Regions from separate parts of the Homo sapiens genome. Here region 2 is linked to region 1. Evidence: chromatin contacts called from ENCODE Hi-C or POLR2A ChIA-PET data. All regions are on one chromosome and are shown on one strand. Each heading gives the region's core, a stretch centred on a gene start or an enhancer-like site at or near the end of the contact. The rest is flanking DNA. Distances are from core to core; before and after follow the strand shown. Region 1 overlaps HTT (huntingtin). Region 2 overlaps HTT (huntingtin).

What was found. A loop is a pair of places that touch in the nucleus more often than their neighbours do. ChIA-PET counts read pairs that join two places held with the same protein, here RNA polymerase II (POLR2A). Pooled maps may share reads with other maps.
Region 2: a loop to region 1 is called in a pooled map of adrenal gland, with 4 times the contacts of the local background. The contact joins two enhancer-like sites. A Hi-C loop is called at or near these places in 2 of 168 maps with a recorded cell type or tissue (both CD14-positive monocyte) and 2 of 50 pooled maps. POLR2A ChIA-PET finds 5 or more read pairs at or near these places in 3 of 52 experiments (CD8-positive, alpha-beta T cell, activated CD4-positive, alpha-beta T cell and naive thymus-derived CD4-positive, alpha-beta T cell).

Annotation. Positions count from the first base shown.
Region 1 is chr4:3,181,206-3,187,647 of GRCh38, reverse strand. It overlaps HTT (huntingtin), which reads right to left. Exons shown (of 67, transcript NM_001388492.1): 37 at 5,178-5,294; 38 at 929-1,051. Among named protein-coding and RNA genes, the nearest start is that of MSANTD1, 65 kb to the left of the region's middle. Within about 2 kb of position 4,492, at least 2 of the 41 ENCODE cell types and tissues checked have a DNase peak (open chromatin) inside an H3K27ac peak, as active enhancers do.
Region 2 is chr4:3,216,930-3,223,371 of GRCh38, reverse strand. It overlaps HTT (huntingtin), which reads right to left. Exons shown (of 67, transcript NM_001388492.1): 52 at 5,420-5,607; 53 at 3,064-3,190; 54 at 885-985. Among named protein-coding and RNA genes, the nearest start is that of MSANTD1, 29 kb to the left of the region's middle. Within about 2 kb of position 1,256, at least 3 of the 41 ENCODE cell types and tissues checked have a DNase peak (open chromatin) inside an H3K27ac peak, as active enhancers do.

The DNA of each region.
Region 1 (6,442 bases), core at 3,243-5,742:
AAATAAACATAATACATAAGTCACAGCTGAAGAAAAAAGGAAGATTAAATTTCCCCCAATTGCCAATTTTGTGAAAGAAAATAACTCCTATTTTACTATCCTACCAATAAACCTCTCTATCACTGAGTCCCAAAGTGTGCTCCCAGAAAAGCAGGCATTAGTTTCACCTGGGAATTTGCTAAAAATGCAAACTCTTGGCTTGGTGCGAGAGCCACCTGTAATCCCAACACTTTGGGAGGCCGAGGCGGGCGGATCACAAGGTCAGGAGATCGCGACCATCCTGGCTAACACAGTGAAACCCCGTCTCTACTAAAAATACAAAAAATTAGCCGGGCACAGTGGCACGCACCTGTAGTCCCAGCTACTCGGGAGGCTGAGGCAGGAAAATTGCTTGAACCCGGGAGGCGGAGGTTGCAGTGAGTCGAGGTAGCGCCACTGTACTCCAGCCTGGGTGACAGAGCAAGGCTCCATCTCCAAAAAAAATAAAAAGGCCGGGTGCGGTGGCTCACGCCTGTAATCCCAGCACTTTGGGAGGCTGAGATGGGCGGGTCACGAGGTCAGGAGATCAAGACCATCCTGGCTAACACGGTGAAACCCCATCTCTACTAAAAATACAAAAAAATTAGCCGGGCGTGGTGGTGGGCGCTTGTAGTCCCAGCAACTCGGGAGGCTGAGGCAGGAGAATGGTGTGAAGCTGGAAGGCAGAGCTTGCAGTGAGCCGAGATCATGACACTGTACTCCAGCCTGGGCGACAGAGTGAGACTCTGTTCCGCACCACCCCCACACCAAAAAAAAAAAAAAAAAAAAAAGCAAACTCTCAAGAAGCCCTACCCAAACTGACTGACTCAGACATTCTGGGGGTGGTCCCAGTAATCAGAGCCTGAACAAGCCGTCCAGATTCATCTGCTGAGCCAGGCGAGAGACTCACCATTGTGTTTGGAGTGACGAACATACTCCGTAAAAGCATGTCTACCGGACGGAGGGAGGAAGGGGCCAAAATCTCAAATAATGTATTTAACACTCCAAGGGCTTCATGAGAGTCAATGTGCATCTGTGGAATTAGACACCACAAACATTTCTACGTAAGCCAAAAGAAACGACAGCTTCCTGTACACCAGCTATGTAACTCAAGGGCAAATCATCATAATCATCTCATCGTCACCTTCCCTCATTTAAAAGCATTTTAAGTTCAGTGGTGAACCAAGCAAACATTTTTACAACAACACTGTATAGCTACATTTTTCCCATAACAGAAATCTTGTCATTTAGATTTTTATTACATAAATAATAAATGCTTTCTGTAAAAGACTCAAATATACAAAAGTGTGAAAAAAAATCAACTAGCACTGCAGCACCCTGACACAATCATTACCAACATTTTGGGGACCAGTCTTCCAAGCGTCCCTTTGTATACACATACATGGGATGGTGTGCACTTTTTTTTTTCTTTTTCTGCACTCCATCCCTCCCACAACAGTTGTAACAAATGCTAAGTGGTGTGTGTATATCCCTTTCTTAATCTGCCCCATGTTCCTATAGCCATATCCTTGCCCCCTCACCCACAGAGGTTTTGTTTTAGTTGTTTTGAAAAATCATAAACGTCTCTGCTCTTCTCACTTAACCCAGTGCAATGGAGAACTCCCAAGGCAACTGGCTGAACTTCCTTTCTTCCTTCCTCCCTCCCCTTCCTCCCTTCCATTTCTTCCATTTATTTCCTTCCTTCCTTCCTCCCTCCCTCTCTCTTCTTTCTCTCTCTCTCTTTCTAACAGAGTCTCACTCTGTGCCCCAGGAGTGCAGTGGCGCACGAATGGGCTCAAGTGATCCTCCCACCTCAGCCTCCTGAGTTAGCCAGGACTACAGGCGCACACCACCACACCCAGCTACTTTTTGTATTTCTAGTAGAGACAGGGTTTCACCATGTTGCCCAGGCTGGTCTCAAACTCCTGAGCTCAAGCAATCTGCCTGCCTTGGCCTCCCAAAGTGCTGGGATTACAGGCATGAGCCACCACACCTGGCCAGAACATTTTTAATCATGCAAAATAGCCCAAGCTAAAATAGTCTAAGCTTATACCACAGTGTGTTCAACCATTACTTATTGATGGTGGGCACTGACTGTTTCCAATTTTTGTTTCTACTGAGTGTGTATACATAGTAAACAACTCTGCAAACAGATGTGGTGTTTTTCAAGGCACAGATGTGAAGCTCACAACACTGGCCACATCTTACAACAAGGGAACAACTGACTTGAGCTCCAGGATTCCTGCATCCTGGACCCTCGCCTGTGCTCACCAACTCTGCCTCCTCCCCAGCAACTCTGGGAGAACCCACAGTGCTCTGTCATCCATGCAGCCAATCCTAACCCATGTCTGTGAACACCACAACGGCGATTTGTGTCTCCTGTGTCATGAACTGATCCTCCCTGTTGCTTCTGCCCTCAGTGCGTAAACAGGCCTTCATTTCTGCCAACTTAACCCATTGCCGACTCCTCTCCTCCTCTGGCTACTGCCCTATTTCTCCGTTCCCTCTTCAAGTAAAACCTTTTCCCAAGTCTCTCTCCTGTCCTTTCAGGAACACATTCCCATTAGGGTTTGGCTCCCTTTGCTCCTCCAAAAGCACTCATCAGTGCCCTCGGTGCTGCCAAACCTGGGCCAAGTTCCCAAGGTGCTGACAGCAGATGTCGCCCTCCTGCACAAAATGCCTTAAAAAAAATCTTGGCTTTAGGAACCCCACACCTGCCTACTCCCCCTGCCCCAGCACTGGCTCCCCTCACCTACCTGACCTTGGAGCTGGGACTCAGCAGGCTCGGTATTCAAGCTCCTCCTCCTCTCCAGCCAGTCTGGGTCCACTGTGAGTGGACATCTCAGATGCTGACCCCCTGCCCCACAGTCTCTCGACAACTCCAGGCTCATACACCTGATGCTGGCCTCACCTCATTAGGCACCTATGGGGTCTCAACTGCTACATCCAGACAGGCTCTGACCTCCTGCTGCCCCCAATGTCTGCCCTACCTTGTCCACAGCCACCCTGTCCTCACCCTGAAATCACCCCCAAAGCCCTGCTCTCTCTCACATGCCACATCTAAGCCACCAGCAAACCTTGCTGGTTTTGCTTTCATGCTGCCAAGGGATGCTGACTTGGGCCATTCCACTCCAGTGCCGGGTCTCACATGGGTGGCCCTGCTCTGCCCTCACCTCCCCCTCAAGGCTATTCTCAACTCAGGAATAAGAATGATCCTGCTAAAACCTACACCACATCAGCGCAAACCCTCTCAAGGCTCCTCCACACTGGCCTCACCCCACCAGGCCTCACTCCCTTCCCTCCCCATGGCTGCCCCACTCCTCCACCCTCATTGCTTGTACCCTAACAGCATGTCCGCCCCCCGCCAGGGCCTTTGCACTGCTATTTGCTCTGCCTGGAATGTTCCTTCCCCAGGTATCTCCTAGGCTTGTATCTTTCCTTTCTGCAAATTCACTCAAATGTCACCAGATCACCAAAGCTTCTTCTCATCACCAGCTGAACAATGCCACTCCCACCGCAGACACCACCTAACTCTCTTCCCTCCTGGATTCTTCTGTACGGTGTTCCTGATCAGCCGCCATGGTATAGACTTCACTCACTTGCTTTTCTATTGTCTGTCCCCTTACCCGCATCCCAACAAAATCTTCACTCCAAGAAGGCAGGGGGTCTTTCTTTAATCTGCTTTGATCACTGATGTATGCACTGCCAGTAACAGGATAGTATCTAGCACTACTTCTGAATGCAACATGCACCTGTGGTGAGCTACCTGGCAGGTGCTGCACTAAGCGTTTCATAAATGTTGTATCACACAATTTCCATTGCGGCAGATATTAAGTCAGGTATTTACTATGTATTCAGGCCTTCGATCTCCACTCTACTCAGATTACGCACAGAAAAGAATGGGATAAAGCTTCCAGGGCACCATTCTAAAACCATCTGTAGGCAGGGAGACCCTGACCACACTAAAACTGCTGTCAATCTCACCAGAAGCCAAGATCCCTGTCCTGTTGTCTAACTGGTCTCAAGATAACATTCCATTATGAAATCAGAATGGGGGTGCAGTCATGAAGGCAGTAACATCAATATCACATGCCTCTAAGTTTAAATCAAATGCCAAAAACCACGGACTACTCGTACTATACAGAGTAGTTGTTTATTGTGTATAATCAAGATGAACAAACATGTATTTGCTGAGTCCACTTAAAAGGCAACCTCAAGCTGTGCCAGGCAGCTCATGAGATTTTCTGGCAGAGCTGCCTCAAGGAGGTCCCCACCACCCTTCTCTGTGAGCTACAGAGGTGCTGCTACACTGGGGGCACAGTGGCCTGTGCCTGACTGGGGGCAGGCTGCTTCTGAAACTGGCACTGCCAGGCCATTTCCTTCCACTGCAGTTGTGGAAACAATGATTCATGTCATTTGATCATAGAAATTCTGATTAGTGATGAATAGGCCAGGCGAGGTGGCTCACACCTGTAATGCCAGCACTTTGGCAGGCCAAGGTTGGTGGATCACTTGCGCCCAGGAGTTTAAAACCAGCCTGGGCAACACAGCGAGACCTCATCTCTACTAAAAATACAAAAAACTAGCCAGGCGTAGTGGTGCACACCTGTGGTCCTTGCTACTCAGGAGGCTGAGGTGGGAGAATTGGTTGAACCTGGGAGGCAGAGGTTGTTGCAGTGAGATTACACGACTGCACTCTAGCCTGGGTGACAGAGTGAGACCCTGTCGGAAAGGAAAGGAAGGGAAAGGAAAGGAAAACTGCTAAATTACAAGCAGTAAGGTAACAAAAACAAAAATCTAACCACCAAATAAAACACTGGGTTGACCAGAATGCAGGAGGCAGTGTAGGAGGTAAGGGTTCGGGCTTTAGAGTTAGCCTTGGCCCGCCCTCACCCCAGCACTCTAAAGCTGTGTGCTGCCTGATCACCTCCATAACCTCTCGGAGCTGTGGGATCCCCCCTGTAAAGTAGGTGGGCAATACCAACCTGAGATGGCATTGTGAGAAGAAATGAAGTCAGCTGTCCCATGACTAGCACGGAGAACTGCTATCAAGGCACAGATTAGGACTGAAGGAAGAGCTGATTCCAGCCACCCACCTTTCACAAGGACCTTAAGCTACCATCACTATGCAACAACAAGCCAAGGCTGCGGGGACAAACCTGCTGTTTGGCTAACATTGGGAGGATGATGTCAGCTATCTGTCGAGACAGTCGCTTCCACTTGTCTTCATTCTCCTTGTGGCACTGCTGCAGGACAAGAATGAACATCTCCAACACCTATAAGAGCGTGCACAATTAGAAAGTCTGCTGCCAAGAGACGCCTTTCCACCCCTACGTGTCCGTCTGTTATACTTGTCCCAGTTCAGCTGGAAGACTCTAGGATCCAAACAGATGTGATCCCAGCGAGGACAGGGGGACACTAATGCAACCCCCACTCTATGACATGAGAAATGTAGGGGAATCAGAACGAAACACAAGTTCCTCTAGGGCACATACAAGGTGCACACTTTGCTCAGGAGGATTTGCCATCATTGTTATTTGTATAGAATTTGTAATATTTCACAATCAGAGAAAAGGCACAACATGAAAATCAAATGTATATTAATCTTTGGCAAACTTCAAACACAGCCTTGACTAAACTATTCTGCAGGTGGCTCATTGCCTTTGTGGACATTCACTTCAATTCTGTGTTCTCTGCAGAGGCAATCTACTGAAGAGCACCTGCTTCCCAGAGGTATACATGGTTGAGCACAAGTTTATTAGTGATCATTTCTAAACAGACATATCCAGAGCTCACTGAACATGTGGCTGATGAACTCCTCTCCATGACACCCACCCACCCAAGCAGCTCTGCCTGCCACCACCTGCTTGCCAGTTGCTCATTTTCAGACCTCTTTATGATACATGTACTTTTGCATTGCAATTATGTGATTTAATTAGGCATTAAGTATTTAATTAAATACTACAGGGGTTCATTAAAATATGAATGAACAAAGAAAGTGCTGCTTCTTATGAGAAAAGCTATGGCTTTATGAAGATTCAAAGACAAACAGCTAAAAAGAATTGACAAAATAAGTGAGGGCTAGACAACAGTGCAAGTTAAAAGAAAGGAGAAGTCATTTAAAAAGAGAGATTTCTGCACTCAGCCTTCCTCAAAATGTCTTTGAATTCTTATGCCACTTTAAGAAAACAAAACCAGAAATCAGCTCAAAGAAAAAGACCTTAGCCCTATGTCAAAATAGTGGTAAATAAATATACAAATAAAGTTTTTATTTCAGAGTTGAGATTTCTATCATTTTAAGGTTTCTACCATCTTGACCAACACTGTCAATTGATTTTTGGTCCTCGTTTTGGAAAAGAGGGCCTCACTATCTTGAACGATCTCGTGACTCTCAGACCAGGAGTCAGGTGAACTCCTGTGGCTG
Region 2 (6,442 bases), core at 7-2,506, 39 kb before region 1:
AAGACACCCACAACCACCTCTGCCTGCAGAACCCAGAGTCTTCCCTGCCTCAATGGGAGGAAGAGGAGCCTTAAGTGCTACCAAAGGATTTCTGTCAGGCTGAGCTCACGGGGCACAAGGCAGGGCCTCCGCACACACGGGCCCTGAAACAATCTGATGGGCAAAAGCCCATTTTTCAAATCAAGGACTCCTTTGGGCACAAAACTCCAAACATGAATTACTTTTTAATAAATTATCTTTGAATTCCCTCATACATTTTACAGGCCTTGCTTATGACACCCTGTTAGCTTCTATGCATGAATTTAAAGACAATCTTGATGACTTGTGACATATGTCTACCCTCCAAACTGTCATTTCTGTGAGTTCAAACCACACCTTCTATCAGAATCAAGGGCCTGCATTCCACAACTTCCCATTCTGCTGGCTCCGCTGTACCAGAGCACAGTTATTATTAATATCGTGTTAGCGTAATGTACGTGAACACTTCAAGAAGCCTGATAAAATCTCTGCAAGACATTAGAAAAATGAAACCAGGTACTACTCATGGCCTTTATAAAGTGCCTTTTCATTTTAATTCAACCTACACTCCTCTGAATATTGATAAACTAAAAGATATTTTCCAGAAAGGGCACAATCGTATTGATCCTTAACATGGAATGCACCGTAATAAAATGCATTCCAGCCATTGGTAATCGCAGCCCCCAGACCTCAGCAGGCTTTGTCCCTGCTCTGGAATATCAGTCAAGACACCATTCAGCTACTCTTTCAAAAATAAGGTAAGAGAAAAAAAGAACACCAGCTTGCTGCCTTATTTTATTCCCCACCAAAGGCCTGCAAGCGGCCATAACTGCCCATGTGCCAACCAGCACAGGGTGTGGCCTTACTTCTGGTGGGCTCTCCTCCTGCTCCATCACGAGGGGCTGCGTCACCAGGACACCAAGGAGGGTGGCCCAAGTTTCTTCAAACTGAGTACGACTGGTCCAGCCTAGAAATATAAATGTTACATGAGAGAGTGTCAACCCTTCTCAAGCCTGTAACGGAGAGCTGACAGCTACGCCGACACAGCACGGCCCCTGGAGAAGGCTCCACGCCAAGGGCAGTGAGTCCCTTAAACCTCACACAGTTCTATGATGCGGGGAACACTATCCCCTCCATTTCATCATTGAGGAAACCGAAGTATAGACATCGGCTGCACTGTCCGAGACACATGAGAGGCAGGTGGCACAGGCCCAAGTCGGCCCTGGCAGCCTGGTCAACCCCCAGTGGAGCAGACACAGGGACAGGGCAGGGACGCCCATGCAGGCAACCTCGTGCAGGGCCAGGGCCACTTCTGCCCCACTCACTAAATGGGCTAAAATCTTCCCTGGAGTCCAGCCCTGAGACTGTGCAGCTGGCTGCACAACTCTGTGGATAAAACTAATGGCCACCAAGCTGTCCGCTTAGAGTGGGTGAAATCTGTAGTATGTGAATTCTACCTCAATAAAGCTGCTAAAAATTTAAAAGTCAAAGTAATGGTTCCTCTGACCTGTCTAGAAGAATAGATTAAAAAGAGTGTATCAAGGTAGGAACGGGGATTCAGTGAAAATACATCCGACAGACCCTCCATCCCTATTGATGAGCTGCATTCGAGTGTATCTAACGAACAGTTGTTTCTGACAGCTGTGCTTCATGTCCCCATCATGATGTCTGAGGCAGCCACGCCACTTGTGGTAAGGCCAGAGAGACGGGATGGGGTGCTTAGGACAGGAGAACTAGAGCAATGGACATCGGGGTCCCCGTGATAAACGGGGTAAAGAAAGAACAAGAGACAGAGAGAAGGAGAGCGTGCAGGACTGATTCAGACACAGATACAGACAAATATAACAATTTACGTTACAGGGAAAAAAATGAACAAAGAAAATGAGCACAGACAAGGCAAGGACTGCGGCACAGTCTTGGGTCACGCACGTCCGATGGGCAGTTCAAGAGCAAGGGCACCCAAGTAAGCAAAGGTGCTCGTGTTAGGCAAGGGGGAGAGAGCAGGAGGCCACTGATACCGATCCTCACAGCCAGGAAGAGGAGGAGCTCCGTGAGGCAGCTGGCGTGAGGTACCTGCTCAGGGCTCTCTTTGGACATTGAATTATAAAGGGGAAAGTAGAGGCAAGGTGTCTCCTGCCACAACCTTCTGGGATCCAAACAAGCCTCAAATCTGCAGAAGCCCGAGGGACTGGGGAGAGGACTGGACAGTGGAGTCAGGGTGCCCCTGCCAGACTTTCTAGGACAAGACAGGAACATTCCAGGAAACACCACAGCAGGGCACAGTCACTGAGAACTGACTGATTACAGTCCCACCACAAGATCACACCTCTTGCCATCAAATAGGGGCAAAAGTGGTGACTTATTCATTTAGACACTTATTTAGAAATAAGGGGTAACATTTGTTTAGAAATGTAATTTCTAAATCTGCAACAATTCTATGAAATAGACACGACCCCCATTTTACATATGACAAAACTGAGGGTCTCTAGAGGTTAGACGGACTTGCCCTGCGCTGCTCAGGTAGGAGGGCTGGAAGCAGACCAGGACTGTCTGAGCCCCAAGCCTGCTTTCTCCCCATGCTGCCTCTAGGCTCTGGGGAAGGCGAGTGCCAAGAAACCTGACTCCATCTGCTCCCGTCTGCTTGTTCCCATATGAGAAAATGGACCACTGAGACACAACAGGATCAGACTGGTGAACACAAGAAAACATTCTGAGACAAGTGCTGCCACTGTTTAGCCTAAATGCAAAATCTAAGGCAGAATTTGGTCTCACGTTGTCCACTACACATGAACCTTTCCTGACTTCAAACAAGCCCGGAATACACAAAGCTGGGATTCAAGCCACAAAACACAGGAACTGGGATCTATTTTCTCAGTATAAAAGGAGTTTTGCCAACACTGCAAAATGTATTCACATAGGTTTGTATTATTATCATGCTTAAATCTTTTCTGGAGTCAAATGAGAAGATCCCAGTACTGGGGGCTCTGGATTTCCTCCCGGTAGATGTCCGACAATGGTGACCTGAAGGAGAGGCCCCAAGAGTACCTAGTGTGTTGATGCGGTAGATGAACTCCTTAAAGACTTCCTTTTCCTGGAGGAACTCCACGGGGATCTCAGGGAATGCTGTGCCAAAATCCCCTCCCGGTTTGGGTGACCATCCAAGCTTCCACACCTGAGAAGATGAAAAGGAAGTGACATCATCCGAGTTGAGTCAGGACAGACATACTGTGAGGAAGCAGGAAGCCCGACTTCTCTCCACTGGGCTCCCTCCTCACTACCCCAACACTGTCCCAGAGCTGGCACCTTCTCCCCCAGAAAACAGCTCCAACTGCTTCCTGGGACTTCCTTCCCCATCAAGTGGCCCTCCCAAATCTGCTCTGCCCTCCCACTTCCTGTCCTCATCCTGAGGCTGCTGGCACACCCCACTCAGGGAGTGCTGGGAGAAGCAGGCAGGAGTTAGAGACAGCACCCCTCGCCCACAAACAGCAGGTGCTGTGCTAGAATAAAGGCAGGCGTTCAATGAGGTTCAGCTCAGATATGTTTATTGGCAAGCAGGCATGAAAATGAACCATACAGCTTATTTCTGTAAACTCTGAAGTCCAGTTCTCTGTGCGTGAGGTGCTCAGACAAGTGCCATGCACAGAAGAATCCAGAGGCAGGCTTGATGCTGTTCAAGTGGCAGGATCAGCTCACGGTCTGGCCAGCTCAGCTTACATGCCTTCAGTGAGGTGACAAAGGACCCAACGGAACCCCAGGATTCCCACAGCCCATCTGCACAAAGGCAGAGGGGGCTCTATGATAATGACCAGCTAATCTCTTACCTCACCACAGGAAAGCCCTCTCTTTAAATCGGTTATGCTCCCCTATGCTCCTCTCTGGTACCCACCCAGGGAGAGACTGCAGTGCCTGTTACAGCTGCCTTCCAGATGACCGCACTCAGGGAACTCCTCAATGCCAGTGAAGAGCTTGCTGGAGGAATTTTACCTACAGCGTGCAGCCCGTCCTGGCCTATCCTCAGGTGTGCTCTGGACGGCATGACCTCAAGACCGTGCCCTCCTGCATGGTCTCCACGAGCCCCTCCAAAGGAGCAGTTACTGTCTCATAACCAGATGCTAATGAACCCACAGTGACTCGCTGTGCACCAAGAGTGGGGCCGAGAGCAACCCCATGCAGCAAGTGTGGCCTGCTTCTCCAGCACCCCTGCTGCTCTCTTCCCAGGAAAGCCTACAACTCCCTGTTCTGCAACTGCTTCCAGCACCGCCAGGCACTGGCCTCTTCTTCGGAATAAGCCCGCCATCTGGAATACCTTCATTCCCTGCGGCAGAATCCTTATCTCTCAGGATCAAACAATACTGCGTCCTTGGAGCAAGCCTCCCTAGACTCTCCAGCATACATACACACACGTGCACACACACACACAGGCAGGCACGCACCCTTCTCAGGCAGCCACAAGCCTCTTCCCTGGGACCTGGCTCCATTCTCCCTGACCTACACCTGCTGGCTCACACCCTGCCAGGTCGGCCTTTCTTTCCTGCCTGAGGATGCTGCAGGCCCTAAGGAACAGGCCCCATCATCTTATTTCAGCGGGCTGGTGGGAGATGATGCCATTTCACTGGGCAGAAGTCAGTCCCCCTCCATCAACCCTCACTCTCCTCAAGCTAAGCTCCTCATGTTATCTGAAACAAGGGTTCTGATCAATAACACCTACCTTTTTTTTTTTTGAGACGGAGTCTTGCTCTGTTGCCCAGGCTAGAGTGCAGTGGCGCGATCTCGGCTTACTGCAACCTTCGCCTCCTGGGTTCAAGCGATTCTCCTGTCTCAGTCTCCTGAGTAGCTGGGATTACAGGCGTACACCACCACACCTGGCTAATTTTTATATTTTTAGTAGAGATGGGGTTTCACCATGTTGGCCAGGCTGGTCTCGAAATCCTGACCTCAAGTGATCCGCCCACCTTGGCTTCCCAAAGTGCTGGGATTACAGGCATGAGCTACTGCGCCTGGCAATAACACCTACTTTAAACCAATTCTGAAGACAACTGCAAAACTGTGTAGAAAAACATGAATTATCTCCAAAGGAAAATCTCACTCACTCGAGGGGGTGTGGTTTCTGGTCTGCTATTAAGCAAAGTGGTCTAGTTGCTCTAGAATCAGGTCTAACACTAATCTCTTAGGGATGTAGGGCCTCAGTTCATTTTAGAAAACCCAGTATTTCTACTAGCGACCTCCACACGTGGTGCCTGAGGAAAGCAGCCTGGCACCAGAACCACAGTGGGCACCAGAACCACAGCAGGCAGCCTCTGGGCTGCGGGGATTCTGTCCCGCCCTCTCACGTGTGCCCAGCCCAGGGCCTACCGGTGCCTTTCACCGTACTTGGTCTTCTGCAAGGAACGAGCAGACTCACCAGTGGGGGCACACGTGTGTAGCTGTTGACAAGGGGCAGGCGGGCCAGGCTGATGATGATGTTCCTTAGCAATGGCGTGAGAAACGCCGGCACGCCGCTATTCCTTTTATGACCCAAGGCCAACACCGACTGCAGAGACTCCACCATTTCTGCCACCATCTCACAGGCTGCAGTGATATACTTAGGATCTAAACAAGCAACGGTTAAGAGAGGACTTTTTAAAAAACACATCCTATATGCCCAGTGTAGAAAGCATGACCTACAACCAGCTGCTCAAGCTGTAACTGTGGAATCCACTTAGACTCTGAGTTGGCCACTGAAGGCCTGCAGATTCTACCTTCATATCCGCCTATACCATACAATTCTCCCCATTTTCTGCTGGGATTGCTGGAATGGTCCTGAACCTGAGCTCTGGCCTTGGTTCCCAGCCCTCTGGCCCACTCTCTGTGATAAGGCCAGCAGCAGCCTGTGACAGCTGGAAGCCATCCTGTGGCTCCTCAGCCTCAGACTTCCTTTAGGACACCTCCTCTGCCCCTCGTCTTTCTCTGGTCTCCCAGGACCTGTGTCTGTCCCTCAGCTAGTATCAAAGGGCCATGTTGTCATCCTTGCTTCACTGGCTTTCCTAGGTCAGAGTGCTTGAGGGGCTTGGGGCATGGTTCTGGTGGGCATGGAAACTCCCAAGGCAGACGCTGTGGACACTTCACACCCTTGGGAAGATCCACAGAATGGTGTCTTGAGTCTAGAATATCATACCTACTAAAATATGATTTGTTGAGGCAGTGAGTGTGTATTACGTGGCTATTACCCACAGGCCACGAGATTCTACAGTTTGGGCAACTTCCTAGGATAGAGAAGGACTTCTCATTGGACTTAAGCAATTAAGCCCCACGCTAACGAGTTGGCTTTATTAATATTTTTTTTTTTTTTTGAGACGGAGTCTTGCTCTGTCGCCCAGGCTGGAGTGCAGTGGCGGGATCTCGGCTCACTGCAAGCTCCGCCTCCCGGGTTCACGCCATTCTCCTG